Linked DNA regions of Homo sapiens: region 1 is linked to region 2. Evidence: chromatin loops called from intact Hi-C (ENCODE). Cell type or tissue: A673. All regions are shown on one strand. Each heading gives the region's core, and the rest is flanking DNA. Links, peaks and the distances in the headings are about the cores only.

Region 1 (16,485 bases), core at 4,732-9,731, 220 kb before region 2:
TATGTTGTGATTTCGTAAAATATTCACCAAATGCAAAAGAAACTTAATGAGAAGCTATAGGTTTCATTTGGGAATCTGTAAGAAATTTGCATTACAATCTCTGTTGCAAATTAGGTGTTGGCAAAATGCCTCAAATTCTACTTTCAGCTTCAGGACCAACACTGTAAAATATATTATTGTAAGTACATATGAATGGTAAAATATTTGAGTTAGAACTATAAAATTTGTTCCTATTTCTGAAAAGTATCTACTCTATTATTTACCAGTATGACACATACTCCAGGCTGTGCTTGTGTTACTTCATAAATATTAGAAACTATAAGGGACACAGGTACATATTTTTACTTGGTAATTCTAGCTATTTTATCTATCTGAACAATAACAGAAACAATCTAGTGTAATAGTATCTTACAAAATTTAGCATAAGTTTTAATACTTTTATAATTTTATATTTACCTTATAAAAATTTTATAATTTTGTAATTTACTTTCTATTGTATGAATATACTATAAAGTGCATTTTATAATTTACCTTATATTTTATTGCACGAAGGAGCTACACTTAACTGTATATCTGTTAGAAAGAATGACAGTAAAATATTTTGATTGAATATTATTCTTATGTCTCAAAAGAGAATACAACTTGAGATCACATGGGTTAATGAAGTTTTGGAAGTTTTAATTGAAGTTAATTTGAAGTTTTGGAAATGTTATTTGTCACAGAAACATCTTTTTTTCATAGTATTCAAAAATTCTGCAAAAGATAGACTGCTTGGTGTGCTAATTGTGAAGTTTCTTTGACAGAGGTAGTCAGTTAAAATACTGGTCTTTATACACTTCTTTTAAATACTGATTCAGAGGTTGCCTAGTATCTATATATACTGGGACTTACATGACAGAAAGGAGGTTGTTTGACACTACACTATTAATATGGCGGAGATTGCAGTGAGCTGAGATCGCACCACTGAACTCCAGCCTGGGTGACAGAGCGAGACTTCGTCTCAAATTAAAAAAAAATATATATATATATATTTTTTTTAAACTATCAACCTGGTCATTTTAGGTTTGATTTTAAAGAGGTTTTTGTCTCGTGTTGCATAGGTAGGCATGCATTTAATACTACCTAATAAGAGCCACTGTCTAAAACTGAAATTTGCAGATTTTTGAAAAACAATGTAAATGGCATATTCACTTTTTTATTCTAATTGAGGTTACTATTTCAAAGCAGTCATCATTATTACCTCAGGCTAAAGATAGGTACTTAATGTGTTAATAAAACGTTGACTTCAAAAAGTGAAAAAGGTGATAAAGATCTGAGGCTGCAGATTGCCAAGTGAATAGTCTTTGTGATTGACTGGTACTAGGAGAAATAGGCCAGTGTAACTTTTGATTATCTTGGTAAACTATTTATTATAGTAGAATTTTGAACTGGTGGGTAATAGAGTGAGAAACACTTGGTAGCAGAAAATTATGGTTTGTAGAACATTTCTTGTTAAATATTTCTCAGAGGTATTTTTCAGTTGAAAGCCTTTGAAAAGGTTGAAAATACTGGCACCTACATTTTCTTGGTTCCAAATCACTGTCACCTTTGGTACAGTAGCAACTTTGGTGGACTATGTTTCTGTATGTCATGTTAGATGGGAAGAAAGTAGACTGTCAATGTAATTAGTGTTAGTGAAAGGGGATAACAGAAAATGGATAATTTAGGAACAGTAATGGTGATTTTTGAATTTCCTAATGGACATTTCTAAGGATAATCATTACTTTAACGCTTAGGTAAAACTTTCATTGAGATATTCTATTCTTATGAGCAATCAAATTGAAAGTATAATTTTATAATCAAATGCAAAAGTAAATTTTGAAAGAAATAGGTGATAAAATGCTTCTATAATCTTTTATAATACATCATAATTTTTAAATTATATAAACTAGGAAAGACTCTTTTTCCAAATTTTTGCTTTGGATTATGAAAATCTCATCTGAGAGTATTGGTTGATGTACATTAGCACTTGAGTGGACTTAGGAGCATCACTCCTCCTTTCTGAATTATGAGAACTATAAATAATTAATGTAATGAACACAGGTCAGAATCCCAACATCAACTATTAAGTGTACGACATTTGGTAAATTAACTTTCTCTGAGTGTCTCTGTTTATCAAAATGAGAATGATAGTGACTCTTCATGGAGAGGTTATGATGGAGGGCCGCCATGGATGTTTCAGTGAATTGTGTGCTCATGGGAGAGCGATTGCTCTCAGCTATTGATTTCTACTCACCAAATACTCTACTACTACTATAGTATAAATGTCTATACTTTCTGGAGAAGAGATTCTCTTAATTTAATCAAATGTGATCCACAATAATCTGTCTATCTATCTATCTATCTATCTATCTATCTATCTATCTATCTATCTACCTCTTTACTGATTTATTTATCTCCAGAATCAACAGAAGAATTCATTTAGTGGCCATTTAAGGAGTTATCATGGTAATTTATATTTGGAGAAATTAGGACTGCCTTAACATTTAAAACATCTCCAATATGGCCAATAAGCTACTATAAGCATTGAAGTAAAATAAAATTCTGAGAATTTAATCAATAAGGAGATTATGTTATCTATCTAAATTATATGCATGGCCTTAGAAGAGTGTTTAGCAGAATCCTTTTCAAGATTGTTTTTACTATTAGAAGAAAAGGAAGATACCCCTAGACATCACTTGTTTACAGGGCCTCTAAGAGAGAAAAACTTTTTCTACTCCTTTTTATTCTGATGCATCTGTAGCTGTGCTGTTAAAAGCTATAATTAACTTATACTTTTCTTAGAAAATTCCCCAAAGCTACAACCCTATAGTGTGTAGAGTTCTTTTCACCAACTCTTTAAAAATCAGATTAAGTAGGATAGATAAATTTGAAAATACAGGAAGATATAGGAATTCTGTTGGATTCCTTTAGGAAGTTTTTTTGTTTGTTTTACACTTTAAATTTACTTTTAGAAATACATCCCAATTTCATTTCTGTTCAGTATTTGCACTATTTACCACCTTTGCACTATTAACTTTTTCAGATACTCTACAAGATCCTTTGGCCAAAAGCACTAAACTTTAACAAGACTTAATCAAATATTACTCCCTTATATTTTACATCCTCCAGGTCAATAGAACAGCTATACATGAACAAAAATACAAGAAAGCCAATATTTTAGACATGTCATTAGCATGAGCCACTTGCTGATTACTTAGAATGCATATTTACAACAAATATAAGTATATAGTAATTGTTAAATTCTGTAATAGTGGGTTTCATATCAATAAAGTAAAATACTAAAATATTAGATAATCACAGAATAATGCTAACTATTACCAAGTGATTTAGAAAAATCTGCTTAAATAAGATTGACCTAGTTCTCAAAATGCTTTAAAAAAAGTGCATATTCCATCTTGCAGTTCTCAGTTTAGACATTTTCCTAAAGCAAGCTTGGTAACAGAATGTCATTTTAGCCTCAGAACATAAGTCCACCATCTATAAAACATGAAGGTAAAGGCCTGCAGGTAAGTTTTCAACAACCACCACTGTGTTTTGCTATCTGAAGCTTACCAAAGTTAGTGAATGTGGCTATTTTCTTTTTTTCCAGTAAGCTCTGAGAAATACATTTAACAACTTAACTTGAGGCCTATAACAAGGCTTCATGGTGACTTTAAAGCAGGACTAATCCTGGGCTTATCTCCAAATTCCAGGCAACCTTAACGGCATCCACATGGAAAATGTTGAAATGTGTGAAATGGGCTGGGGCTTAACCTCAGAGATAGGGTATATTTGAACTTGACAGTTCCCTGAACTTTGCATGCTTAGATGAATGCAAGTCTAAATTGAGGATAGTCGCAGGAGAGTTGCTGACACACTTTCCTTAATGCAAGTATGGAGGCACTGCTGTATACCCGAGTATGCACACACAAACAGAGGCACACAGGCGCACACTCACTCATTTCTGCTCCTGCTTGTTTCAAAGTTCCTGGACAGAAAAGGGAAGTAGTTGAATATTTGAGTTTCAGAAAGATCTGTTATTCTCCATGTACTATTTAGAAGGAAAAACAGACTTGAAACTATCCTCCCAATGCCAACAACTTTCAAGAAATCCAGCTTACTTTTGCTTAGACAGCCCGCACTCCTACTATCCAAATTGTGGTGCATGGACCAGCAGCAGCAGCTTGAAGCTTGCTAGAAATGCAGACTCTCAGTCCTCACCAGATGAATCAGAATCTGCATTTCAACAGGATCTATGTGTACTTTCTATAGGAATTAAAGTTTCAAAATCACTGTCATGCATTTTAAAATTGGGGTTGAATGGCCAGGCACAGTGGCTCACACCTGTAATCCCAGCACTTTGGGAGGCTGAGACAGGATAATTGCTTGAACCTGGAAGATGGAGGTTGCAGTGAGCCAAGATCGTGCCACTGCACTCTAGCCTGGGTGTCAGAGCAAAACTCTGTCCCAAAAGTTGAAGCTTCAGTGAATAATATGGGTGCAATAAGTAACTTCAAAAATCTCCTGTTTCTTACATGTTATTACAAAATAAATTTTGCTGTTTGTTTATACTATTTAGTGTGCAATTAATATTGGATTTATAAGTTTGTAAAGGACATCGACAATATTTTATGTAACGTTAATTGTTATATTTCCTTGGTAGATATCGCCATTTTCCAAAAATTGTAGACATTTGCCTTGCTTTCTTGTGAACTCATTTTATAGCATTTGATGTTTAATTCCAATTTACTGTCATACCTCATCCCCTTGCCAATTTTCCCTTTTTGTTAAACAAATAATGTCTTTCAAAACTTTATAAATCTATTTTGCTTTGGAATCAGCCAATAGATTTTATGCCAAGTTCACAAGGAAAAAATATTATATATATATATGTGTATATACAATATGTATGTATACATACATATGTATGTGGAAATAGCAAAGCAATTCCTATAATGATCCACATTACCATTAAAAAATCCTAGACCCTTCACAGGGCTGAAAGTGTTTTTAAATCTTTAAAATAGCAGAGATATTTTTAATGATTTCACAAATGATGATGTCAAGTCTTGAATTCAATTTCTATTTTACACAAATAGTCTCCAAGTATACATTAAGGAAAGTTTCCATAAGCAGACAAATCAATCAGCACAAGTTTTACAACTATTCGAAGTTGGAAGATATCAGTGTGAAAAAGGTTGTAAAACCGAAGAAGAATGGTAGTGCCTTTTTATTTTATATTATACAATACTAACACTAAAGTGCATTTAAAGATTCTGAGACGACAGTCGACAAAAATGTTTTAGTGCTGGTATTCCATCAGGTACTTCACTAGATTATAAGACAAGCAATTTTTATGTCTCAGATTTATTGAGAGCTAGTCACTCTAAATAAATCTTGGAGTTATTTAGATTTAATATTCGTATTTAAAATGGTGAGGATAATTGCGTTTAAAAAAATCAAACTACAATATCAAACCAAATACTGTTTAGTAGCAGGAACTAAGCAAATGTTAAAAATATAACAGTATATTTAGAAATTCAAGATTATATGCCAAAGAATGGAAAGGAGCTATTCTGCTTTCTGATATTTGTATATCGTGTTGCATAAAAGTTAAATGTGCAGATTGTCCTAATGGCTCTGTTAACAAATTGCTTTAACATTTGTGAATGTAAGGGAATCTGGGACATTGAGCGACATTGCTCTCTGTGGTCAGATGTATGAACATACCACAGTAATGTGCAATCAATGTCAGGAAAATTATCCTACAACATAAAGGGGTAAAAGTTTGGGAAGTTACAAAATAAAAACTCAACTCATAAAAAGTCTTTGTGCATTCGTAAAAGATGGATATTACCCACCAGTAGCAGAATATGCTTGGAGTAGAATCTGTCTCAGAAGAAAAGCACTTTTGAGATTTCTCTCCCTCTTACTTGTAAATTAAAAATTCAGTCTCACTGGATGTTAATGTCTTCAGAAACAACAGAATTTATCTGACAAAAATAATGATAGTTATATATCCTTATTGAGTCTCACCTTTGCCTTCATGTTTATGGTAGCTTTGTATTGTCTCCTTTTTCTCCTGAAGTGCGAATGTGAATAATCTCTCAAGTGTTCAGGAATGCTACACACATTCACAAGCCTCATGCTTACTACTACAATACTTTATTTATTCTAGTAGAAATCTGTTTTAAGCAGGTGCTCATTTTGTAAATTAAGAAAAAGGATTTTGAGATACTATAGAAATATATATTTTTTCTTAATAAATTGCATTATGGATTAGCTTTTATAATGAGGGCATTGGTAGTCAGAACATTGCAAAAAGTTATTATGGAGATAATATCTTCTGTCTTCTAAAGAAAGTAATAATATATCTCAGTTAAAATTATTTTCAGTTTAATTATTTTAGGATTCACATTTAATTTACAAAGATATATTTGCTGAACCATGCAAATAGACATTTTTTATGTAGCTAGCTTTAACAAAAAAGAACTGTTAGAAGTGTTCTAATGTACGTTGTTTGAGAGAATGGCATTACGATGAAATACATGCAGGCTAATTTGAACATGCATATAAGAATTTTGGAAAATATGTGATAAAATGAAGTGATGGAATGGAAAGGCACAACCTAAGTTTCAATGTCTACCCTATATTAGGTTGTATCTTAGTTATCACATGTAGTATTACAGCAAATTCCACAGTAGAAAAAAATCTTATGCTTGCTTTCTTTTCTTTTATTGTAAAAGGTATGATGAGTACTAAATGAATGAAATAAGCAAAACATACTATTACTCGATTGTCTTTAAAATGTCTATATTGAAAAGTTTTCTGACTTAGTTAATTTGGGGCTTCTAAATGTTTACATTTGTCCTATGAGTAGCTTTTACATTTTTTAAGCATTTCATTTTGAAGAGATGATTAATCTCATTTAGTTGTCATTTTTCTAACTCACATTTCACTTTTTTGCAGTTTTGCTCTCTTCTCAAACATTAGTTTGTAGTATATGAAATTCCATTTTTTGTAGGACATTAATGGTTGACTTTGACAGTTTTCATATATTTCAATGTTTACGACCAAGCATCTTAAAATCTACCTACCTCTGGATGGAAAGTCTATCCTGGGCTCATGTTTTAAACTAATACTTTTAAAGGTAGAGAAAAGCATCAGGTGTTGGATAAGCTGCTCTGACTTTCCAACTGCTTTTTGTGTAGGAAAATTCCACATGGCTGAATTAATATGGGTTTGGCATAGAAGGAGACACTGCTTTTAGAAGCAAAACTGTTACAGCTCACCAACGTCACAAAGGCATGACTTCCTCAAGAAAAATAAATTGTGCAATTCATTTCATGGCAGATTAAATCCCATTTATTTTTCTTTCAGACAGCTGTTTTGAATAGAATGTCACCAGTGTGAAACCATTTTATGCATGTTGGGCTTCAGATCTTGGGCAGGCATAACTTTCTTTGATGAAATAAAAGGTTATGTTTTATGACTATTCCTCTTGTCAGCAAACCTCAGCATGTGAGCTTTAATAATGCAATGTTCAGTATTTCAAGCAGCTCTTTTTGATGTCTAAATATCCATCTGCTCTTAATTTAAAAAAAATCATTGCATCTACACAATGGAAAAAAGAAAACTTCACAAACATTTTCTCTTTTATCCTGAATTATAACACTTACTCAATAAAATAAAAATATCAATCTCTCAGCATTCAAGATTTTTCTTAAGCTGACAAGTTTTGAACATCAAATTCATCCATGTTTATGAAATGTGTTTTAACAAAATTCTCCCCTAATAAGAATTAAATGTTTTATGTCAACTGAGGAATAAATTCATATTAGAATAATAGGATCTTTGAGATGAGGGATTTGTAGGTGACATGGTACATTTGTAATATTTATAAATGAGTAAACAGCAACTGATAAAGATGAAGTCCTAAGTCACACAGTGGGTCAATTTTATATGCTTTGATAAATGCTAGTTTAATTTAAAATGTACAGTTTTCACAGTTAGGTATCCAAGGTTCCTTTCTTTGTAGTTTTCTCAGATGTTTTATTCTGAGAAACTGAAACAATTCTGATAACTATCATTAATTTAATAAAATGTACCACAATTATATAGACATTCTAGATAATTGAATCTAATTTATTACCCATTTTTCCTTAGGATCACAACAATAACAGAAACCATCATTTCACTATGTGTATACCCAAGTATTGAAATAGAGGATTCATGAGAATCATAATGACTTTAGCACACCAATTCCAGTCTCCATAATGGCCTTCCAGGACTGCAGGGGGCCAATCAGCGCCTTCCTCCTGGAGAAAACAGTGATTCTAAAGTTTGGAAAGGCTCTCAAAAGTAGTAAAATAGGTCATAAAACAGAGTTAAATATGTTTTATATAGCTTCACAGACTGATGTGCCGTAGAATTTATTGAGGTACTTAAATGGATTTTGGGCTGGCCCCTTGTGGGACATCTGATTCTGTCTTTATCCTGGAAAAAGTGTTAGGCAGCCTAGCAAGGCTGCTTTCCTTTACCCAAACCAAGGCACATTTGAGATTTCACAGGGCCATGCTGGTGCGAATGTCTCCAGAAGATAAGGGTCATTCTAGAAGAGAGAGAGGCTGGATTAAGGGTAGAGGAGGCATGGGAAGTTACTGGGCAAATGTCCAGCATTGGATTAGAGACTAATTAAATACACATCCTTTATTTTCTCATCTTTTTTCTGCCTGGCCTCTCAAAACGTAGATTGGGAAGACTATATGGAGAATATATGTATATATATATAGATATATACACACACACACACACACACACACACACACACACGGAATTCATATATATATGATGCTTTGTAAACTTGTGGCCATCTCACAACACAAAAAAACCTGACTGCAATATTGTAGTTCTGTAAAGAACTGCTTAATGCTAGCAACTGAGAGGCTAGTGGAGCAATGACGAAAGAAAATTTAATTTTATATCCTGAATAAACTCTAGCTCTATCACTTGACAGCTTCGACTTTTACATATAATACTTCTGCAAAATTATTAAGTCCATATCCAACTTAGTGGAGACACATTTTGAGTTTGAAATAAAATTTAAGCAATTCTTTTTTTGATTGGGTCCATGTTTTCGTCTGGTTTTGCCAAGTTGAAACTCTGCTTCTTAGAAAATAAATGAAAGTCTCTATGAAAAAAAGATTTTCCTTTTATTTGTCCATTTATCTGTCTATTTATTTATTTTACAATACTGAGTATTATAAAACCATAGACTCATGAGATAAGTAGAAATATAGTGAGTGGTTAAGAGCCTCAGCATTGGAGACAGAGAGTCTTGAATTCAAGTTCCAGCTCTGCCACTTACAGCCCTTGAGGCCTTGCAAAGAACTGGATATGAAGCTGGATTACAGAAACCAGGTATGATTTCACTATTAAGAAAAATATTTCAAGAAAAGGTATCACCAAACTAGAAAGGGTAGGAAAAATAAGTCCCCCAATATAGAGAAAAGACAGCAGGTTACTCATTACTGCTTTGCGTAAGTTCATGCTTGAAGGGCTAAACCAAGTTGGTCCAACCCATGGCCTGCAGGCCGCGTGCGGCCCAGGCTGGCTTTGAATATGACCCAACACAAATTCGTAGAGTTTCTTAAAACATTATGAGATTTTTTTTTGCAATTTTTGTTTTGTTTTGTTTTTAACTCATCAGCTATTATTAGTGTTAGTGTATTTTATGTGTGGCCCAAGACAATTTTTCTTCCAGTGTGGCCCAGGGAAGCCAAAAGATTGGATGCTCCTTGTCTGAACCATTGCAACATACTCAAAGAAAATGCAAAATTTACCTTTTAACCATGAATAATAATAGTCATGTAATTGTGATGAGGGAAATAACTGCCCAAGACTGCGGTCAGAAGAATAATTTCTATACATAGAAAAAGGCAAATTTTAGGTTCCAAACTTCAGTGTGCTTGTTTTTGACCTTTGGAAAAAATTCTAAAATAATGATGGCTATTAAAAAGTCAAAAAAAAAAAAAAAAAAAAAAAAACAGAGGCTGGTGAGGTTCAGAGAAAAGAGAGCACTTATACACTATTGGTAGGGGTGTAAATTAGTTCAACTATTGTGGAAAGCAGTGTGGCAATTTCCCAAAGACTTAAACACAGAACTACTATTTGACTCAGCAATTCCATTACTGGGTATGTACCCAAAGGAATATAAATCATTCTACCATGAAGACACATGCACACAAATGTTCACTGCAGCACTATTCACATTAGCAAAAACATGGAATCAACGTAAATGTCCATCAATGGCAGACTGGATAAAGAAAATGGGGTACATATACACTATGGAATACAATGCATCCATAAAAAAGAATGAGATCATATTCTTTGCTGGAACATAGATGGAGCTGGAGGCCATTATCCTTGGCAGACTAACATAGGAATAGAAACCAAATATCACACCTTCACACTTATAAGTGGGAACTTAATGATGAGAATACATCGGGGCCTACTTGAGGGTGAAGGGTGGGAGGAGGGACAGGATAAGAAAAAATAAATATTGGGTACTAGGCTTAGTACCTGGGTGATGAAATAATCTGTACAACAAATCCCTATGACATGAGTTTACTTATATAACAAACCTGCACATGTACCCCTGAAACGAAAATAAGAGTTAAAATGACATCAGTGTTTTTTTAAAGAATCAGAGAAGTAAGTACTATGAATCAGACTTGGTTTGTTAAGTTTTAGCCAAACATTACCCCTACTGGAGGTATGAATTTCAAGCTTAGATTCCCTTAAAACTGGGACTTTCCCCACCACCAGGGGTGATCTTAATTTAGCATCCCATCAAACTGCCCCATGGATCCCACATATAAGGCACATAGCTTTCTCCTGTAAAAAACATCTGGGGTTACCCCATATTGAATACAGGCACCAATCAGCCTATCCATCTACCCACTGACTAAAGCACTTCATTCTACTTCTCTGTGAAAGGTGAGACATGCATGATGAGTAGTGGCACCTCTACTCTAACAGAACCCAGGCTGAGTCCAAAAGATGCCCTGACATATGACTCTCAGCCCCATGGTAAGCTGACAGGAGTCCCTGAACATATTGTTTTTGCTAAATGTACAGTGTTGTGTTTTGCCTTGCTCCAGATCCCTTACACATCATTATAAAATCCAGAAGAGGGCCTAATGGCATGACTGCCCTGCTGACTTACTTAAGACCATAGGTGACATGGTTATCTAATAAAACCACATGGATTTCTTATTGCAAAAATGATCTATGACTCAAAAGAAGTCACATTGAGCAGCAAAGATTCAGGGATATATAATTCCAAGATCCACATCTACATTTAAATATCTGCAGCTCCTAAGTAGCAGGCAATAAGTTCCAATGGAGATACTGAAAGCTGTACGATCATAAATGATGTATACATTCTTATGTGTATACTTTCTTCTTATGAGAATGCTTTATCATCACAGCTGACCTGCAGTACCATTAAATAAGATTCACTTAATAATTATTACCTTGATTTTAGTCATATGTACCTAGGAAAGTATATTTTCATCTACAGTGGCATGACACATTTCAGAAGTGTCCCATAATTCTGTATTTACATAAAAAATGTTAAAAGAGATGCTGTAAACTCTTCTAATTTCTAGGGTACAGATAACTTATTCCTCCTAAATGAACGGTTTTATTGCTGAGTTGTATGAAGGCAATTTAGTAGTGACCACAGAACTGATGATTGACTTCTAAACTTGAATCAACACACATAGGGAAATCATGGGGTACCGTCTATGTAGGATGAGAAAAGAGGGAAATAATGGGAGAGGAAGACTACTTCTGTGCAGTCGATGTTGCACTTGACTGAATAACCTACACCACAACTGTTTGTGATTGTACTGCTCTTGTTAGAAAATGTAAGGTATTATTAGTATGTAGAAGTTGAAAGAGAATAGAAATGGCTACTTTCAATTATGTTTTCATTATATCAGACTTTCACCCAGAAGATAGGAAGTCTAATGTGTGAAATATTGCAAGTCCAGGTTTGAAGGCCAGAAGCAATTGCTTTCAAGTCCTGCACAGAAGTTTGCATTCAGCTTCTTCAGCTTGCTCCCTAATTTGCTTCCTCTATCTCTCCCTGTAATTGAAAAGTGTAAAGGAAACAACATACCTCCTTAGTTTAATATGTTAACACCTGATGATTAAGAATTGTGTGAAAAAGGGTACAGCAAATGAATGAATGATGATAAACGTTTCAACTTTTAGAAAAGTTCGCCACTCAATATATCTAAAATTGGTTTTTGCCAATTTCAGAATTCAGAAAGGTAATCTATTTTGTTAGTTTTAGTGAAAACTCAATTTATCCTATACAATAGTAAGTATTGTATGGTAAACTCAAGTCCTTACCAGTGTAGATCAAGAATGTGTCTTATTATTATTGAGTACTATGAAGGTCCTTTTTCCTGAGAGAAATTACAAGTCATCATTAGTGGCAGGTATAGAAAATATTATTTTCAAATTCTTTAATCCACTTTTCATTTTAGGATCAGGGAAGTCCTACAAGGGAGCTGAAGGCCAATGTACATAGCAAAACAAAAACAAAACAAAACAACAACAACAAATGCCACAGTATTTCACATTAATGCTGGGCCTCTTACTTTCCAAGGTTTGAAAAAGCTTATGGATTCTGGGTCTGTACTTAGCCTAAAAATCGAACCCAGGATAATAAGCTTTTTCCAAGGCAGTGCATGATGAATAATATCAGTGTATTCTATTCATTTTCAATGTCTGCAAACGGGGTTAACCCCCTTTTTTTCATTAGTGAGTCAAAAGGGGCATAAAATGGGGGCACATTGGTTGAAGAAGAGGCCCTGGATGATGGTTCCAATCAAATAACCAATGACACAATTTACAGGACTCCCTTTTCTCATTGTCAGTGAGTGGTGGTGGTTAAATATGTTATTGGGCATCACCCTAGCTTTATATCTTGGCTTTCCCTTTACTAGCTGTGTGCTCATGAACAAGTTATATATCTTACTTGTCATGTACTCATGGGAAATTGAGTTTCTACATGTAAAGCTATTTGATCTTGGCTTGGTACAAAGTAAGCACTCAATAAATTTTGACCATTATTATTCCGGCTATAAAATTATAGAATTGAACTAGATGAGAGTTAGTAATATCTCCAACAACTTTGAGTATAAAATTTAGGCTTATAATTAATAGATTATAAAACAACTTAAAAATAATCATTTCTTTCCTTCAACCCTACTGCTTACGAATATGTGCAACACATTGGTAAGAACCTCCTTTTATACCTTTACAAAGAGCAGAGGCACTATCTTCAGAGGCCTATCTCTGGTGTCCCTGTGAATTTATAAAGTTAATTCTGAAGTTGTACAACTAGCATTTCAAAGAATGACTCAATTACAGAACCCAATGAACTCTTTATATGAGGATTTAATAATTAATTTGATAATTTAAGTAATTTATAAGTGTATTTGTTCACATTAATTAATATTATTAAACAAACTTAATTTATTTAATGTAATAATTTAATATTGGACCCTCTCTGCTTCATTTGGCATTGCTTGCATTCTTCTTATCTGGGGCATGCTTTTCTCATCGTTTCCTCTATGGGCTTTTCCTTGGGCTTCTCTTCTGCTATATTTTTCTTAAATATTGATGATCCTCAGGGTTCCACTCATTACTCACAACTCATAATTGTGCACACTATACCTGGGTGATCAGTTTTTTCATTCTGTACAACTAAACTCTTCTCATGCTTCTGACCTGAACATTCAACAAACTACTGGACATCTGGAGCTAGAAGGCACACTGATACTTCAAACTCAATGTGTCCACATGTTCTAATTTTAAATTTGAAAAGTTCACTTCCTCGCTTGATGACATCATCATCCATTGAAACTAGACACCTATGAATTGCTCTTATGATTCCTCTTTCTTCCTCACATCCCACATCCAGTCAATGAACAAATCTTGCCAAATTTACCTCCAAAGTACTTTGTAGTCATTTTTCCTTCTCATTCCATTCAACTGAGGCTTTAATTCACTTGCTTAAATTCCTGAAAGGTCCTTGTGGCTTGTTGTTCTGTTCCACTTTTGTCTAATCAAATCCATTACCAAAATAATATTTATAACAATCAAAACTGGCAGTCTTCCCTCTCTATAACTTTTTCTTATGCACAACATGTCAAAGTCCACCCTCCCTGAAGAGGCCCTTGATGAGTTCTCTAGTTCATCTTTCTCTATAGTCCATATGGCAGGTTTTGTCATGATAAAACCAAGATGCCAAATTTTGCTTCACATGGCATATATTTATCACCCCTGTGTTTTATTAAATAATGTTTTCACTATCTGAAATGTGTCTCTATAACGGTTCCCTTCTTTCTGTGTTTTTTCTTCTAACCAATCACTCAGGCTCAAAGAGAATAACATCTTCAGCCCATGTTCCCTGAAACCCTCCCACCTGCCACGTCAGGCTACGCCATTTACTGTGTGGCCTTGAACAAATTACTTAAAAAATATAAAAAAACACTCCATGACTCAGTTTCTCTCATAGTAAAAGTAGAATAATAATAATAATCTCACAGAGTGGTTGTGGGTATTAAAGAGAATGCATACAAAATGCTTACACAGTCACTTGGATACAGAAGCCCATAACAATTGTTGGTTTCTACCTTTGGAATCATTCTTCATTACTACTATAGTACCCTCAATCAATACCATTGCAATTTTCACATGATTTGACTGTGAGTTTATATCTATCTTTACTACCAATTAACTCTTTGAAGAAGGGAAGTACCTGGGTCATAGTCAGAAAATTATTATAGGTTGAACCAATGTACATATTCACCCATTTGCTCATCCCTGGAAATAGAAATTTATTTATTTATTTATTGAGAATAGAAACCTTTTACTTCTTCAAAACTAAATGTCTAAAAGTAATTTTCAGTCATTAGGAGAATTTATTTCTTCGGTTCCTTTAATTAATTAAAGTTGTTGAGAGATTCTACAAATAGAACATTTTACCACTGCACACTAATGATGTATGTCAGAAATAGTGAAGCTCAGAGAAACAAACTATACTTCTTTGCAATAATTATTTCCAAATGTTACAATCCCATCATCTGTTATGTTATTCCCACTTGAGAGAGTTTGTAAGTAATTTAAGGTGTGGTATTAATTATTTTAAACATGTTATTTGATTTTTCTGAGAAAAAAATTTCAATAAAGCAGACCTTGATAGATTTAGTAAAATTAGGACTGGGCATGGTAGCTCATGCCTGTATTTTCAGCCCTCTGTGGGGAGCCAAAGGCAGGAGGATTTTTTGAGGCCAGAAGTTGGAGTCTAGCTTGGGTAAAATAGCAAGAGTCTGTCTCAACAAAAAATTAAAAAGTTAGTCCATTCTGGTGGCACACTTGTAGTCCTAGTTACTCTGGAGGCTGTGGGAGGATGGCTTGAGCTTAGAATTTTGAGGTTACAGTGAGCTGTGATTGCATCACTGCACTTCAGCCAGGGCCACAGAGTAAGACCCTGTCTCTAAAACAAACAAATTAAACAAAAAAAAATTAGCATCAGAACCTATCTAGCACCCATGTCAGGGGAGTCTTATATTAAATGCAATAAGTATTCTATTTATTTAAATTGAAAAACCCTTTGATCACTGGGAATTTTGAATTCTAAGAGCATGAACCTACTAACATTTGAAAAAAGATAACATTTCTTCCCTTAACACTGAGTGTCAGTAGCAGAATGGCATGGGTTGGGAAGATAAATATTTATTGAACTATTTGATCCATTGTCATTTACAGAAGATTCAGAACTTTAAACAAAGAGTGTGTAGAGGAATCTGTCTCCTGCCTATCTGTCCCTAGTCAAAGTGGACCTAAAAAGATACAGTAAGAATGCTCAACTAATGGACAGAGTAAGACAGATTTGCTAGGTAGATAAATTGATGGATAGATAGATGCATAGCAGAAAAAGAATCATAGAGAATTTTTTTCTCCCCAAGCAATTTTTATTCAAGTTAAAACTGCAAATGTATGTCCTGTGTCCCCATGTAGACTATAAGTTCCATAAAGGCAAACATAGGTGCTTGTTTTTGTCACTGCTATTTCCCCAAAGACTAGAATATACAATAGTAGGATGTGTAACAGTTAAAGAGGAAAAACATGAAAAATGACTCAACAGTAAAAGACAGGTTTATTTTGGAGAATAAATCTGAGAGGGGCTTCTGGCCAATTTCAGTCAGGAGCACACTCTCTTAAAGACTAAGAGTATTTAAGGGTTTAGGGAGAGAGCATATCACAGTCTTGCAATGTTTCTGAGTGGAGGAGTTTATTGTGGGGTTAGAATGTCTGTGGTCAGAGGGGAGGTAATCTTGGGGCTGACCTCTCCCTGGTCAGAGGGGAGGTTATCTTGGG
Region 2 (16,485 bases), core at 4,186-9,185:
ATCAGCAAACCTTTAGCTAGACTAGGAAAAAAAAAGATTCAAATAAAATCGTAAATGACATTGGAGGTACTGCAACTGACGCCACAGAAACAAAAGGAATCATAAGAGACCATTATGCACAATTACACACCAATTTCTTATTAAATATCTACTTTTGGTGATCTTTCTTTGCTTCTGACTAACAAGAAAAAGATTCATTTTCAATAACTAGTTTTTTGAAAAAGGCTTCAACAGCACAACTTTTGACACTGTGAAGCTCCTTTAAAAAAAAAAAAAAGAATTCTGTTGTAATACAGAACTTTTTCATACACCTTCCATTCACTTGGGGGTGAGGAGAGTTGAGGACATAGCTGTCATCAAAGATGTCAGATGCAGCCCCCTAGATAAGCCTGAAAAGTTCATCTTCACTCATTAGTATTTTTTTTTTCTCAGAAGCTCAAATATCTTTCTATATAGTCTGGCTTACTTTGGAGAACTCATTTTCATTGTGAGAGGCATGCAAATATCTGAATTCCAATTGTGGACTGGATTCAAGTCCCTCACAGAGTTGATGGGCCCCATGAAATAATATCACTAAACCTATGTCCTGCTTGTGCCCTGATAGGTAAGCCCTGAGATAGTCTATGATGGAATACTGGTTGATCCAGAATATGTAAAATCCTCTAAGAAAGAAAAAAAAATCATACATAATTTCACAAAACAGCTTGCTTATCTCAGACGAGAACCAGCAAACATATCTTTTTCTAATATGTATCAAAAACAACTTTTCTGGTCATAAATACTTCTTGTTGGCCGGGTGTGGTAGCTCACGCCTGTAATCCCAGCACTTTAAAAGTCTAAGGCAGGAGGATCACTTGAGGCCAGGAGTTGGAGAACAGCCTGGCTAACATGGTGAAACCCTGTCTTTATTAAAAATACAAAAATTAACTGGGCATGGTAGCAGGTGCCTGTAATCCCAGCTACTTGAGAAGCTGAGGCACAAGAATTGCTTGAAGCTGGTAGGTAGAGGTTGCAGTAAGCCAAGATAGTGCCACTTCACTCTAACCTGGGTGAGATAGTTGGAGACTGTGTCTCAAAAAAAAAATTGTCAAGACATTATATTTTCTATGGGTTGTTTATTGGTGTCTCCACTATGAGTGCCAGAACCTGAATTGAAATTGTTAGTTGGGAGTCATATGGGCCAGATATCTTATTACAAAATTATTTAAACATTTCCTTAGTTGATATAGATAACTAAAAATACGAATTCAGGAATTCTTAATTCACACCCAGAAGACTCATATTCAAGTCCTTGATGGTTAATTACAGAATAATTAATATATTGTATAAAAATCCTATTTTCTGTGCATTTTTTGCTCAAAAATGGATGTATCTTTTCTTGTTAATTCTGTACAAACCAAAAATTTTGAAACGAGTCTCCTCAGTGGCAATTTGAAGAGGGAGGCAAGGATGCTAATGTTTCTTCTCTAGTGATTTATCTAAATCATGGACAAATAAACTCACATGGAATGCTTTCTGGAATAGAACTTGGCGGCTGATTTGTCTGCATCAAGCCCAGGTTTTCTCCTCTTCTCTCCCAGGCTGTTATCCTAGCAGCACAAAGGCCTGACCTTGGAGGGCAAGTCAGCCTAATTCCCGGAGTCAGTGAACGAAGCCATTATCTCTCACTCTAAGGTCTCTTTTAAACTAGTTTTTAAAAGTAACAAAGATGGGCCGGGCGCGGTGGCTCACGCTTGTAATCCCAGCACTTTGGGAGGCCGAGGCGGGCGGATCACGAGGTCAGGAGATTGAGACCATCCTGGCTAACACGGTGAAACCCCGTCTCTACTAAAAATACAAAAAAAATTAGCCGGGCGTGATGGTGGGCGCCTGTAGTCCCAGCTACTCGGGAGGCTGAGGCAGGAGAATGGCGTGAACCCGGGAGGCGGAGCTTGCAGTGAGCCGAGATTGCGCCACTGCACTCCAGCCTGGGCCACAGAGCGAGACTCCATCTCAAAAAAAAAAAAAAAAAAAAAAGTAACAAAGATGAACATCTACGTCAAGCTTGTCCAACCCATGACCTGTGGGCCACATGCAGTCCAGAACGGCTTTGCATGCAGCCTGACACAACTTCGTAAACTTTCTTAAAACATTATGAGATCTTCTTGTGATTTTTTTTTTTAGCTCATTATCTACTGTTAGTGTTAGTGTATTTTATGTGTGGCCCAAGAGAATTCTTCTTCCAGTGTGGCCCAGGGAAGCCAAAAAATTGGACGCTCTTCATCTACATCATCCTACTTTTCAGTTGGCACAGAACTCAGTTGAAGAAAGACATGCTATTCATTGGGCCCTGGCATAGTTCTCTGGGACCAGTATAACCGAAAACCCTAGACTGGATGGCTTATAAATAACAGAAATTTGTTTCTCATAGTTCTGGAGCCTGGGAAATCTAAGACCAAGGTGCCAGCAGATTTGGTTACTGGTGAGGGCCCACCTCCTGGTTCATAGACAGCTGTCTTCTTGCAGTGTCTTCACATGATGGAAAGGGCAAGGGAGCTCTCGCAGGTCTCTTTAATCTGGTCACTAAGCCCATTCATGAGATTTCCACCCTCATGACCTAATCACCACTGAAAGGCCCCATCTCCAAATACTGTCATATTACGTTATTTTGGGGGGACACAAACATTTGTCTGTAGCAGGCCTCCTCAAAGCCCAAGTTTAAAAATGTATTAATTGCAATGCGTGAAAATGATGAGGAAAAAGATTGGACAAGCAATGATGCTTCAGCAAACCTGTGGCATTTACCGCTCTGTCTTCCTCTCCTACTCCAAGGAGTTTACTCGGCATCAACAGCAGCCTTATTCTAGGCCTCAATTACTTTTTATCCTTATCCCAACCCCAACCCCTGAAATAAGGGAACATCAAAGGAAAAGCTAGAAGTCATAAAGGGAAAAAAAAGATGCAGCTCAGTGTGAGCATGTTAGATATGGGGTGCTTTTGAGACATCCAAGAGTGTAGATTCAGCAGCAAAGCTATCAAGGAAAGATTAGGATTGGAGACCTAAACGTGAAGAATGTGATGACCCTCAGCACACTGGGAGCCGAGGATATGCGAGGGATTATGAGCTAGGTTGAGGAAGAATCCATCCACAGATTTAAACAGAAAGGGGCCGTGGAAGGAGGACGTAGTACGACAGATGCCAAGATGTGAATAATATAGTACCAGGAGGAAGGAGGGGCTGGTGGTATTTTATTTCTCTAATAAGTCCAGTCTTCACTAGATGTGATAATTTGGAGTTCATTGATGATCTTTGTCAGATGTATTTTAGCTAAGTGTTTGGGAAAGATGCCCTTTTGCAGAAGGTGGAAGAATACATGGGAGCTGAGGCAGTTAAATCTTGGACAAGCTCCATGTTCAAGGAATGGGATGAGAAGGTACGGAGAGAGAAGACATCATCCAGACGAGCCCGGGCAGCCCAGTGTGGAGGGGTTTTTGAGAGTCCTGAGTATGTGCATCTGCTGAAGGTAGGGAAATAGAGAGGTGGAGGATGGGAGAAGGCTGGTGGTTTGCAGGAAAAGGATAACCAGTGGGGCTAGTTCCAGAGAAAATTAAAAGTGATTTGATTCCCTAATACAAGTGGATGCTGTTACAGTTTGGATTGTGTTCCTCAAAATGCATATGTTGAAGTCCTAGCCCCTCTACTTCAGACTGGTGCTGTATTTGGAGGTAGGGTCTTTAATGAGAACACATTCATCTGTAAGCTAAGGAGAGAGTTCTTCAGAAGAAACCAGACATCCCAACACTTTGATCTCAGAATTCTAGCTTCCAGAATTGTGAGAAAATAAGTTTTCATTGTTTAAGCCAGTGGACCCCAACCTTTATGGCACCAGGGAGGGGCCAGTTTTGTGGAAGAAAACTTTTTCACAGACCAGTGGTGGGGGTGGTGCGGGGATGGTTTCAGGATAATTCAAATGCATTACATTTATTGTGCACTTTATTTCTATTATTATTATATTGTAATATATAACGAAATAATTATACAACTCACCCTAATGCAGAATCAGTGGGAGCCCTGAGGTTGTTTTCCTTCAACTAGATGGTCCCATCTGGGGGTGATGGGAGACAGTGACAGATCATCAAGCATTAGATGCTCATAAGAAGAGCGCAATCTAGATCCCTCTCTTGAGCAGTTCACAGTAGGGTTTGTGCTCGTATGAGCATCTAATGCCCCACTGATTTGACAGGAGGTGGAGCTCAGAAAGGTAATGCAAGCAATGGGAAGCAGCTGTAAATACAGATGAAGCTTCACTCATTTGCCAACTGCTTACCCCCCAGTGCGTGGCCTGGTTCCTAAAAGGCCACAGACTGGTATAGGGGTTGGGGACCCTAGTTTAAGCCACCCAGTCTATGGTACTTTGTTATGGCAGCCCTAGCGAACTAACACAGATCAATAATAGAACAAGAATAGGAAAACCTTATTGTTCGGAAGCAGGAGAAAAAGAAGCAAGCCAGGCTATTTTATTAGAACATTATTCGTGTATTAATGTTTTTATCTTTTTGTGTGACCAGACATGCTAGGTGAAGTGACAAATGAACCCTGCACAGATCTTTGAATAGAAACATCTCATAGGAAGACAGCAATATATACCCAAACCTACAAAATATAGAACAGCTATCTCTTTGAATAATCCAGGAGTCTAACTCAAAAGTTTTCAAAGGGAAATATGTTGTGACTTAAGACTGTCTAGATGTTCTGAAGACAAGTTTTTTTAAAAAATACCCCTTAATTGAAGGCAGAGACACTATCGAACGTATCAGAGGAATAAGCCAGAATGAGCAGTATCTTCTTAGTATTTAAATCCCTTGGCCTTAAAAGGCTTCCACTGAGTGCAAGAAATTCAACATAATTGGGGAGAAAGGTGAAACCATCATTATTGTTGAATTGAAGACAAAAAAAGCACATCCCTTCTTTATCCTTGACAAATTATGAAGCCCTACTTTAAGCAATTTAGGATAATATGGCAAAATTATGTGGCAGTTCTCTATGGTTTCTAATAACATGTTTTCATGGCCTATTTCTCCGAAGCCATGCCCCAGGCATTGTAGTTAGCCTCAGACACCGTTTTCTCACTCAAATGGTTGCAACTCCTGGTTTTCTCATTGTGTCTCTGCCTGACATAAGTTGCCCTGCAGGCAACCTTCCTGATCCTCCTTGAATGTGCTTTTCCCCCGTATTGTCAAATTTTCTATGTACAGTAATCCTGTTCTACAAAATATTGGCCATATCTTTCAATTGGCAGGCACCCATATCTCCCCAGACTGAAATGATGATTGTGACAATTATTGACTATTACCTCCTAGCAAGTCATCAGATCACCTAATGCTGTTCTCTGCACACTCATCTCACTGCTACAGTCTGTGCTCTCTGTACAATCTATGATGCGGACTGCAGTCACAGTTCTGTCCACAGCATAGCCTCCCTGAAATCTATTCCCCATACTGCCTTCCAAGTGTCATTTCTGGAAGATAATGATGATAATAACTAGCATACTACACAGAAGAATCTGAGCTGAGAACCTCACATGGATTATTATGTTTAATCAACTCTGAAACGTAATGAGAAAAGAGCTATTACTAATCCTATTTTTAAAAATAAGGAATTAGGATTCAGAGTCATTACATAACTTACTCAGAGACACACAACAAGTAGGTTAATATATCAGACACTCAAGTCTGACCTCACACCTGCAGGCTGAACCTCTGCTATACACTCTCCCACTTACCCCTGAAAATTGTCATCAGTTTTTTACATAAATAATTCTGATAAAACCTTTCACATGTGACTCTAAAAGTCTTCTCAGTCTCTTCATTTATGTTGCCTCTGTGTAATCTAAGTTCCAACCGTCTCAAACCAATTTCTGTGTTCCAAATGACCTATTACTTTCTGTGCCTCTGTTTACTTGTACATGTTGTTATTTCATTTTTCCGAATGTTCCATCTGAAAAACATATATGTGTTATTTTAGATGCTACCATACTTTACTAATAGGAATGATTTAATTATATTATCAACAACCTTGATAAAGTCAAGGTTATGTTGTACCTGTTGCTTTTTCCCTGATTATCAAGTCCTGGATTTCTCAAATTTAATCTTATTTAAATGGATTTCATGCTAACCCTGGTTAAAAAGCATGAAAACATGCTCCAAAACATAAGTCCCTTTGACCTTAGTAAATATCTAGAATTATTGAAGTGGGTACATGTTTTCTTCTTACCCCATAATATCACTAAATAGAACAGAGTGCAATTACTATTATAATTACTGTAAGTGTTTACCCGGCTACATGATTTGTCAAATTTGATTCCCCTTTAAAAATGGCATCTTTTACATCCAATTCACCAAGCATCAATAAAATATAAAAACAATTATAAATTGAATTTCCATGCAAATGTGGCCTTTTCCCTACTCTGCATGAATGCACACCATCAAACTATTATGCTTCATTGTTGACAATGTACTGGTGAAATAACCATGAAATAGCCATGTTCTAATTGTTTTGCTAGTTGCCAAGGTCAAGATTCATTTTTCCCCAAGAAATTTTATAAAGGTCATTACAGCTTAATGAAAGTTTGCATCCCCTATTCATCAAAAAACTGTAGACTAATTCTCATAAACATTCAATTAGGCGTTTAAAAAATAGAATCATATTTCTATCAACTACAGACAGAAATTTCTCTGAATTTCTCACTCCCAAGGATTTGAAGCAATGGTGGCTTTTCAGAGAATTGTTCCAGTAATCTATTATAATAAAAAAAATAAGTGGTATGGTAATGTAAAAGAAACATTAGCTAATCTTCCTATTATACTTAGTCTTGATCTATTCTTCTCCAGGGTATTGGCCTGAAAAGGGTTTCTCAGATAAAGAGGTGCATGAAGCCCTTACAGAGAGCTCAGGGCAGATACTCTGAAGTGGTTAACCCACAGTTTTCAAGCATGACCAGGGCTATATCTATACATATAATATTTTCAAGAATGTAAAATCTTTTATTCAGATGTTTTACTATGATTCAGCACTGTCAAACAAACTCAATTTCAGGACTTTTGCCAGTAACACGTTTTGAGGGTAAACAAATATGATTGGTTTAGATGCTATTAACATTCCAATTAACATTTCTCAACTTGTTTAAGTGACCAGAGTAATACATTGCCCCTTGTTCACTGAAATGTAGGTTTCTCATACTTCTCCACTATTAACACCACTTCTTATAGTCACTGTGCAGAATTTTACAACCCTAACCGCAACTGGCTCTTGGGAAAAACAAAAAAAAAGGAAACTTTCCTTCTTCAAGTATTGTAATTGTTTCCTGTTTCGATTTGACTTAGATTTCCTGTTCTGGTGATCTCAGATTGTAACTATTGCTTAAGAATAGGTTTGTAACCATCTGATAACCTGTGAAGTGATTGCAGAAGAAAAACACAAAAGCAACTAATGCATCAGTCTTGTAGTGTTTAAATTAATTTTAAATGTATTTTGTAAATGTAGTCCTAGCTTCAAAGTCTGAAAAATGGATTAGTAGGGAATCTGTGATTGGAAATTGTCACAGGAGAGGTTTTGCAGTAGTATGATTATTTGACTGTAAATCTCTCTCCCTTACCCCACATAAATAAATTGTTTATTATTAAATATTTAAAATAATTATTTTATTTATAAAATAAAAATTTTATTTTTAAAACCAAAGCCAGAGTCAGAGATTAGATAACTGGCACTTTCTATTTATTAGAAAATTTACCACAGACAAAAAAAGATCCTCTAATAAGCAAACAGAATATATGAAAATAAGATTGGGGAGAATTATGAGTATGAAGGAGAAAAACAGCTAACAAACAACCAGCAACAACTAATAACAATAAATGTTAAGGCCTTTTAACACAAGAAAAAAATTGCTTCAAGTACATAATTTAGATATAAATTATCTAACCACAACAATGAAACACAGATATAAATTATAGCTGAATACCAGGGATAATAGGGTCTAAATATATATAATTCCTTTGAATTTTATCTAAAATATATAAACTATGATATTTCTGGTTTTACTACTTTGCATTTACATTTTCCAACAAATAAGATATATTTTTAGAGAGGTGCTCACACATGCAAGCGTGCATGCATGCATGTGTATACACACGCACACATACACACACACACACACACACACACACGATTAGAAAGTCTCCTGTGCTCTCCAATTAGCGGTACCCATAAGAGGACAGGATATTTGGAAAAAGGCTCCATCACGACTGTGTGTACCCAAAGGTCACTTACAGCAAATGCAGACTCAAATGCAGGGAGGAAAAAGTTATCAGGGGATTCCTAGCCTTGCCGATACAACTCTGCCTTCATGACATGCGTATTACATGCATTGTGTATACAATTCTTAACTCCAGAAACAGCTTTGAAGTTGTAACTAAATTCAGCATAATCTCTACTCCTTTTATTTTCCAGTCTTTATTTTTAGGGAATTTTCCTTACTGCAAACATTGTTATGATAATACCTAGTTTTTATTGTTCCATCATATGTTAAGAATTTCATAATCATGATGAAAGTCCATTGCTAACTAGGAAACATGATAAGTGCACACATTTCATGTAGATAATTCACATACACCAGCAACAATCCTTTATGGTTATTCAATACAGCCCTATTTATATAGAAGGGAACCCAGGTCAGAAAAGTTTGAGAAAACTGTCCTTGGTCATTTGTCTAGCAAGAGATAGAGATATTATTTAAAAACAGATCTGATTTCAAATTCTCGCTGCCTCTGCTGCTGTGAGAAGGTCTTAACCTCTATGAAATCTGGATCTGTTTAAAAGTCATATATAAAAGCTTCAGCTTATTATTCTACTTTCTAATATTTTGTCTGTAGCACTGACACTGTTTTCAAATTTTGACTTGTTATTTAAATTTGATAGTTTTCTGAAATGGATTTCCAGCTGTGTGTTTCTCTATTACAGTTTTTTAAGTGTTAGTGTGTCTTGCCAGCTTACCTCTTAAAGAGGATTTGGTGTAGAAATTGCTTCTGAAATCAGTGACTCAGCACTTCAGATTTTTGTTGATTTACAGTTTTGGGATTTGCTATATGTGTGATGTTGGTTAATTATTTAATTGGTTTTAGTTATAAAATGGTGTTTTAAGGCAATGCAGTGTTGTTGACTGGAGCTTTCACAAAAGTTACTGGCATTTGTGGTCTGTACTTTCAGCCCTTAATTCTATTTTATTGATCATTTCATCAGGGAAGGGGTTTTCTTTTCTTTTCATCCATCTCTGCTTTTCTAAGTACTTCTTTTATTTAAAGCTGCCTCTAATTATTTCTAAAAATGGTAGGTCCCTAAATTTTTAACTATGTTAAAGGTGGTATCAGTTGGATTATCTGGACACTGCCCATTCTAATGGCCATGAGGCACGCTCATTACAGAATGAAGTGCTCTGAGCAAGATGGGACCAGGAACCGGGGGAGACTGTGCTGGGTATTCATCTACACAGGGACAATCCGCTTCTGGTTACCTTACAGTCCTCTGCACATTTTATATGTGCTATGATATCCTTCATCATAAAAAATCCTTAAATATAAATGACAAAAGAATGACTCAAAAGGCTTCTGTAATGTACCCAGCCATACATTTCATAAATGATGGAAAGAGCTTGGGTCTAAGGGTTGTTTGAACATGGATGGTAATGAATAGTACAGTGGAAAGAACTTGCAGTCAGGAAAGCCCATGTGGAATCCTGTCTTTTGCCATTTGTTAAGCTCCATGATTACAAATCAATTACCTAACTTCTGAGTTGTAGCCTTCTTATCTGTAAAAGGTGATTAATTATCCTGCTTTGCAGAACTGTTGAGGGGATTGAAATAATATAGTATATACATAAAGCACTGTGTAGAGCACCTGATACATTTGTGGTGTATCAGGAACTTAGTAAATTAGTTCCACTATAACTACTATCACTAAGAAAAAGCCTAATAAGGAAACTATTGTCTCAATAGATTCTGAGGACAAGTTCAGGGTGACCAACAACACAACAACCATAATAAAATGTTTCTATGTAGAGACTGACAGTGGTTGGTTGTCAATACGGGTTGTGCAGGTCAGAAATTCTCTGCCATGGGGATACTTATGTGAGTGAGGCTTAGGATTTGAGAGCGTACCTTGAGCAACCCAGGGAATATTCTGTGTCACAATCTGTCAGACACTGGAGTTCATCCTGCCAAACGGTCTCCACCTCTAGTCAGTGGCTGGAAAGAAGGACAGAACCAGAGAGCCCATGACCATAGGGAGCCTTCCTTCCCTGGTCTCCACTAGAGCCCATTCATACTGCTGGGCAGTCGGGATAAATGCATTCTCCTGGGTGACCTTAAATAATTGTTTAATGAATATTTTAATATCCCTGCCCAAGCAAATATAGCACTACTGACACAGTAAAAATAATGTTGAGTGGGTGACTTTCACCATGAGAAAGTTTTTTCAAAAGGTTTCTGAGAATACATTAATGAGTCAGAAAGCCTAGTGACAAAGATTCAAAATCCAAATTATATGAAATTACTTATCAGTTTGTTCCCTTCGAATTTTTATCCCTCTGTGTCCAGAGTACCAACCTGTTTTATACAAATTTATTTATATTTCCAGAAAATTGGTCGACATAACATCACTGTATAATATATGAATGCTTTCTCTAAACTAAGAACGCCCCACAGGTCCCTTGCCTTTGAATAGTTCAGTATTGTAATAGCTAATGCCTTCCTCTCATTTTCCACTGTATACCACCTCAGAGCACTGTGTTTGGGTCTGTTAACTTGGTTCTCTTGTGGCAGTTTCTCCCGGTGGCTGTTTACACAGGCCCCCAAGGATCCTGCATTAGATGGCACCTGTTGCTTTCTGTGTGACTCAAGCAGAGGTAAGCACTGCTGCTTTCTCTGCTGGTCTCAATTCACAAGACCCCATGAGAAGCACAGGCACTCAGCAACTTTGTTGTCATTCATGATTTCACCCAGATGGCCAGCGATATATGACAGTCAGAAAATGTCACAGTCAAGATCAATATATACAAACTGCTCCCCACAACTCCCCAAAATAGTGATAATCACCATCATCACAATATGGATACGTGAGCTGAGCCTATCACAGGCAATACACTGTTTTCTTTGAGTCTGGGGAAATGAGAAAGTAGACTGGGGATAATGATGACAATCACCAGGCCTTGTGATTTTATGGAGCTTTATACTTCCAAAGTACCCTCACATGTAATATCCCTTGGAACACATCTTTCCAGAAGAGACTCATATTGAAACTGAGATAGGCAGTACTCATGTAAAAAATTTCCTGCCCTTATTCAATATCATATGTGGTAAAAATTGTTATCTGATGCCATAGAATGGCTTATTTTTATCTTTCATTAAAAAAAATTTCTCACAAAAGCCAAGGATGACTTTAAATATTTCCATGTTGTTGCAAAATTATCAGCTCTTTCAATAATTGAGTCTTTTCACCACACTGTATTTCAAATCTGCCACACTGATTTAGACATGCAGTCTTTCTATGAAATAATGTGAGAGCACACGTTCTTCAGCTTAGGCTTTTTGTCTTCAAAGTCAGCTTATGACATGGTTAAATGCTGATATGTTTATTTACTTTGATCTTTGTTAATTACTGGTAATTGATATGATTAGCAAAGACACAAAACTGAAAAAAATATGTTTCCAAAGAAGAGGAATGTCTCCAGAAATTGTCTTAAATTCATCCCCTCAGCACTTTTGCAATAGCAGTGGCCTCTTGGGTGTTGTTTATATGAGAAATATTTCCACGTGATTTATTAATTTATTATGAACAAGAGCTGATTTATTGAACAATTTGATAGTTCATTTTCCTCTGACACTCCGTGGTTTCACAAAATCCCTCAAGAATCAAATTTTTAGCTAGATGTGTTAAATCTCATTGTAAACCAGTCTTCTTACATTCTCACTTAGCCAGTATATATATTTCAGGAGACCGTGTGTTTTTATCTCTATGGATGTGGTTATTAGATTAGTGACAAAGAAATTCAAATCTGCATAAGCGTATTTTCTTAGCAAAAGCAAATGACGTGAGTGAGGTTTTGCAACATGGTGAGTAAAGTTACCTCCTGGAAGAAGAGAGAATGGTTCACAGACCCACATTAATATTCATCAGGGAGGCTGCTGCTGAGTTGATTTACATCCAACTTTAGATAATCAGCTGACTTGAGTGGTGACAATCTGATTTTGTGAAAACTAACAACTGGCATCTTCCCAGAGACATTGATTAGGAAATATAAGTTTTCTTCAGTTCAGAATATTTTAACATCATCAAATTACGTACTATGCAGCGAAGACAGAATTCTATGTTTGTCCACTGTTGTCAAAAATTTTTGCTGATATTTCCCATTTACAGGAAACTAACACATTTCAAGTGCTTACTTTGCACTAGGTAATTTTACATGATATAGCTTTGGTATATAATCAAAATTTTTTCAACGCAACAAGTATTTTTGCCCTGCATTTCTAGTGATGTGACCAACTGACATTTCAGAAAAATTTATGTTGGTATAGAATACCTAAAATACTGGAAAACTATATATAAGTCTTTATCTGTGTATCATGGCAGATAGTAAAGTAAGCCTTCCACATAGTAAGACTCATTCTGGAGGCAGAGCTTGTCTCAAGGGCATTTACCAATTTTGGTGGTCTCGGCTAGACTCTAGAAGACTAGAGAGCAATGTTCCTCGAAGGAATAACAACACTCCTTAGCTATTAAACAAGCAAAAATGACTCCACATGATTTCAAACGATTCCAAACATGGAAATAGTACCCTTAACTGGGAATAATTGACTTAGAACCTGGTTTGTAAATAGTCCTAGAAAGGCCAGAAGCAATTTTCTAAAGCTAGAAATAGCAAGGTTCAAAGTTTGAGAGATTTCTATACAATTTCAGGACTTTCAACTGGCAACAACTTTAGAGTTTAAATGAGGAAGGAAGGAAGGAGGGAAGGAAGGAGGGAAGGAAGGAGGGAAGGAAGGAGGGAAGGAAGGAAAGAAAGAAGGGAGGGAGGGAGGGAAGCTACTAGTCACATAAAAGCATATTTTAAAATCTTTACTTCAGCTGTGGGAGGAGTAGAGAAAATGAACAGTCTCCTCTGAGAATTTCTAACTCAAATTCGTAGACATATATGACCTGAAAAATCCTGTCAAAAATTTAAGATTAAAATGGCCTCAAGATGATAGGACACCCAAAAACCTAGCAGAATTACTTGGAATAATTATATATTAAATGAATGCTATTTAAACAGATGCCTCAAATAAATCTGACAAATATTTCTAAGAAAGTTAATCTCACAGTATAAAATTACTCAACCTGCTCAGAAAACAAGCCAACATGAGGAAAATCAATGAAAACAGCAAAGTACAAATCAGCCCCACAAAGACTATAAGCATTAGAATGATCAGATTCAGCACATGAAGCAAATATATAATATGTTTGAAGAAATATACTTGGGAATTGAAAGCCCTATAAAGTAATAGTAAATTATCAAGATTGACTAAATATATGTCAAAAAGAAGCAAAACAACTTGTATTTAAAAAATCAACAAATTGAAAATTAAAAACCCAAGTAAAAAGTAAATATCAGATTGGACATAACTCAATACAACCAAAGAAGTTCCCCAGAATGCAAGCCAGAGAGTAAAACACAGAAAAATTTATATTCTTTTCTTTTCTGTTGCTGATGTCAAGTGTGCATCTGGTTTTTAGTTCTGTAAGTGTGCACACCATCTTCTCTATCGTTAGGAATTTTCATGGAAGAGGACATAATCTCATGTTTCCCCTTCTTTGTAGCCCCCCAGAATAATTCAGCACCTACTAGCCTTTTGATTTTAAGACTTTTATGACTTATCACTGGGGAGAAACAGAAAAAAATACATTATTTAACTGTAGGATTTTTGTTTTGTTTTGTTTTAATTTTTTTGTTTGTTTGTTTGTTTTTGAGACGGAGTTTCGCTCTTTTTGCCCAGACTGGAGTGCAATGGCACTATCTCGGCTCACCGCAACCTCCATCTCCAGGGTTCAAGCCTCCCGAGTAGCTGGGATTAAGGCATGTGCCACCACACCCGGCTAATTTTTGTATTTTTAGTAAAGATGGAGTTTCTCCCTGTTGGTCAGGCTGGTCTCAAGCTCCTGACCTCAGGTGATCCACCCACCTCAGCCTCCCAAAGTGCTGGGATTACAGGCGTGAGCCACTGTGCCCGGCTGGCTGTTTTCTAAAATTTATATACAACATCGTTTCTAAAGAAGGACTTGATAAAATTAGCAAAGACACAAAACATAACAAGATAACAGAAATGGACATTGGATTCTCATCATAAAGCCAGGGTAAAGTAAAGATAAACATATATGCCATAAAGCAAATGTAGTACAACTATGCAAAATCATCTTTTTCATTCTCACATTGGCCTTCCCATCCAGAGTGTGCATGCATACTAAGTCCATTCTGCCTTGATGGAGTCATTTTGGCACCTTCCTGTGAACCTGAATCCTTGGTAGTAGCTTCACTTATAGACTCTCCTCTTCACCTGTATGAAGTTATCTGACCTGTGTTTTCTCTGAAGCCCAGTCTTCGAGTTCATCATGGCAGCCTGCCCTTGTTACTCCCCATGTAGACAGCCCCCAGGACTCCACAAAAGGCCTTTCTCAATCCATCAGCTCTTCTCTTCTACATTTACCCAATCCCCCTATTCTATTCTTTCCCTCTGTCCCAATATGCTTCTCTTTTCAGATTTGTATATCTCCTTCCTGGACCCAACCACATGTCACCCAAGTCTTTCCTGTTCTTTTTATAGACCCTCCAGTGATTTTCCATCCTCAGCGTGGTATCACACCTTTCTCCACGCATTACCTCTCTGTCCTCTGAGCCTCATCCTTCCTGCCTGCTCTCTGATTGGCTTGAGAGATGATCTAGGAAAATTGTTCCCAACAGGTAGACATAAGCTTTGGAATCCCACCTCTCCTGTAGCCTGAAGAAATAAAGGAACTGTTGCTTGCCCTCTGAAGGAGGTAAAAGTCTTTGATCTTCAGACCAGGTCAGGATAGATCTGGAACTGGGAAGACTTGCCTTTTTTTCTTGGCTTCTTTGTGACTTCCCTCCCTGTGATCATATCAGCGTTTTGTTCTTGGATGTCTGTACTCACATAGCACTGCTGAGCTACATCCATAGGTTGAGGGAGTCTGATGGTTTGGTAACATTTTTCTTAGAACTGGCTGTCAGCTAGAGCATGAGCTCTTGATTTAGAAAATTTGACCCAGAAGTGCACAAAAAGGCCTGTGTGTGGCCCTTGATGGGCCTTGTGATGACAACACAAGGTAAGCATCAGGGGCTTGACCGTGGGGGAGCAGATACCACAGTGGTTAAGGACATGGACCCTGAAGCCTGAATACTGGCTTTCGAATCGTAGCTATGCTCACTTAATAACTATGTGGCCTTGGGCAGGTTATTTAAACTTTCTGAGCCTTAGTTTCTCCATCTGTAAAATGGAGTTAACAATAATAGTATGGCTATCCCTTGGTATCTTGGTATCCGAGGATTGGTTCTAGGATCCCCACAGATACCATAATCTGTGAATTTCAAGTCCCTCACAGGCCACCCTTGGTATCCATGGGTTCCACATGGATGGATTCAACCAACGATGTCAAATTTACTGATGGGGAACCTGAAGATATTAAAGCTGACTGTAATTACTCCATGACCCTTTTATAAAGATTAAAAGAGTTAATATGTATAATGCACTAAAAACATTGCCTGCTTCATGGTAAGCATTATGTAAAGATTTACTACTAGTTTGTGTTGTTGTTACAGATGGTGAAGATAAAAAGGCATCACTAAATTTTGCAAAACACTCTCAGAGAATTCCAGTACTCATTGGGAAATCACACACACACAGACACACACACACACACACACACACACACACACTCAACGTTCTCCATTCAAATTCCTTTGTTTTTACTTTCTGACTCTATAATTAAGGTTATGTTTATGATTGAATACCCTTTCACTTTTATTCTGAACATGCATTAAAAAGTCTGCATCCTTCAAATATCTATGTTTGATAGATTATGTCTATCCCTTTCTCTAAGAAATCTTGTCATCCCAGTAATTAGACCTTCACTTGAAATTGAGAAAGTACAGGGACTACATCAATGCCATAGAGAAGTTATTTATTTTTTAACATCTTCTTCACTGGGAAAAACATATCACTGGGCCTGTAATCTGTAAAATTAATTCTCCTATAAGGACTTCCTAACAAAACCTCCCTGCCCCCAATTCACACATACACACACACACAAACACACTCACACACATTCACACTTCCTGTAAAGAAAACATGTGAGAAAATACTCACTAGGTTTCAGGGTACAAGAAGTACCCAAGTTAAAGTGGA

The links. A loop is a pair of places that touch in the nucleus more often than their neighbours do. Peaks named below come from ENCODE experiments on the same cell type or tissue, not always from the same donor. Only the 100,000 strongest peaks of a DNase experiment are listed, where the experiment ranks them.
Region 1: a loop joins it to region 2, with 1.9 times the contacts of the local background. A loop is called at or near these places in 1 of 110 quality-filtered maps.

Annotation. Positions count from the first base shown.
Region 1 is chr4:172,348,816-172,365,300 of GRCh38, forward strand. The region is part of intron 5 of GALNTL6 (polypeptide N-acetylgalactosaminyltransferase like 6); the gene reads left to right. Among named protein-coding and RNA genes, the nearest start is that of GALNTL6-AS1, 370 kb to the right of the region's middle. In A673, for the core only: no CTCF peak of the experiment used is centred there; DNase peaks (open chromatin) are centred at 7,386 and 8,366.
Region 2 is chr4:172,566,764-172,583,248 of GRCh38, forward strand. The region is part of intron 5 of GALNTL6 (polypeptide N-acetylgalactosaminyltransferase like 6); the gene reads left to right. Among named protein-coding and RNA genes, the nearest start is that of GALNTL6-AS1, 150 kb to the right of the region's middle. In A673, for the core only: no CTCF peak of the experiment used is centred there; a DNase peak (open chromatin) is centred at 7,308; H3K27ac peaks cover 930 bases.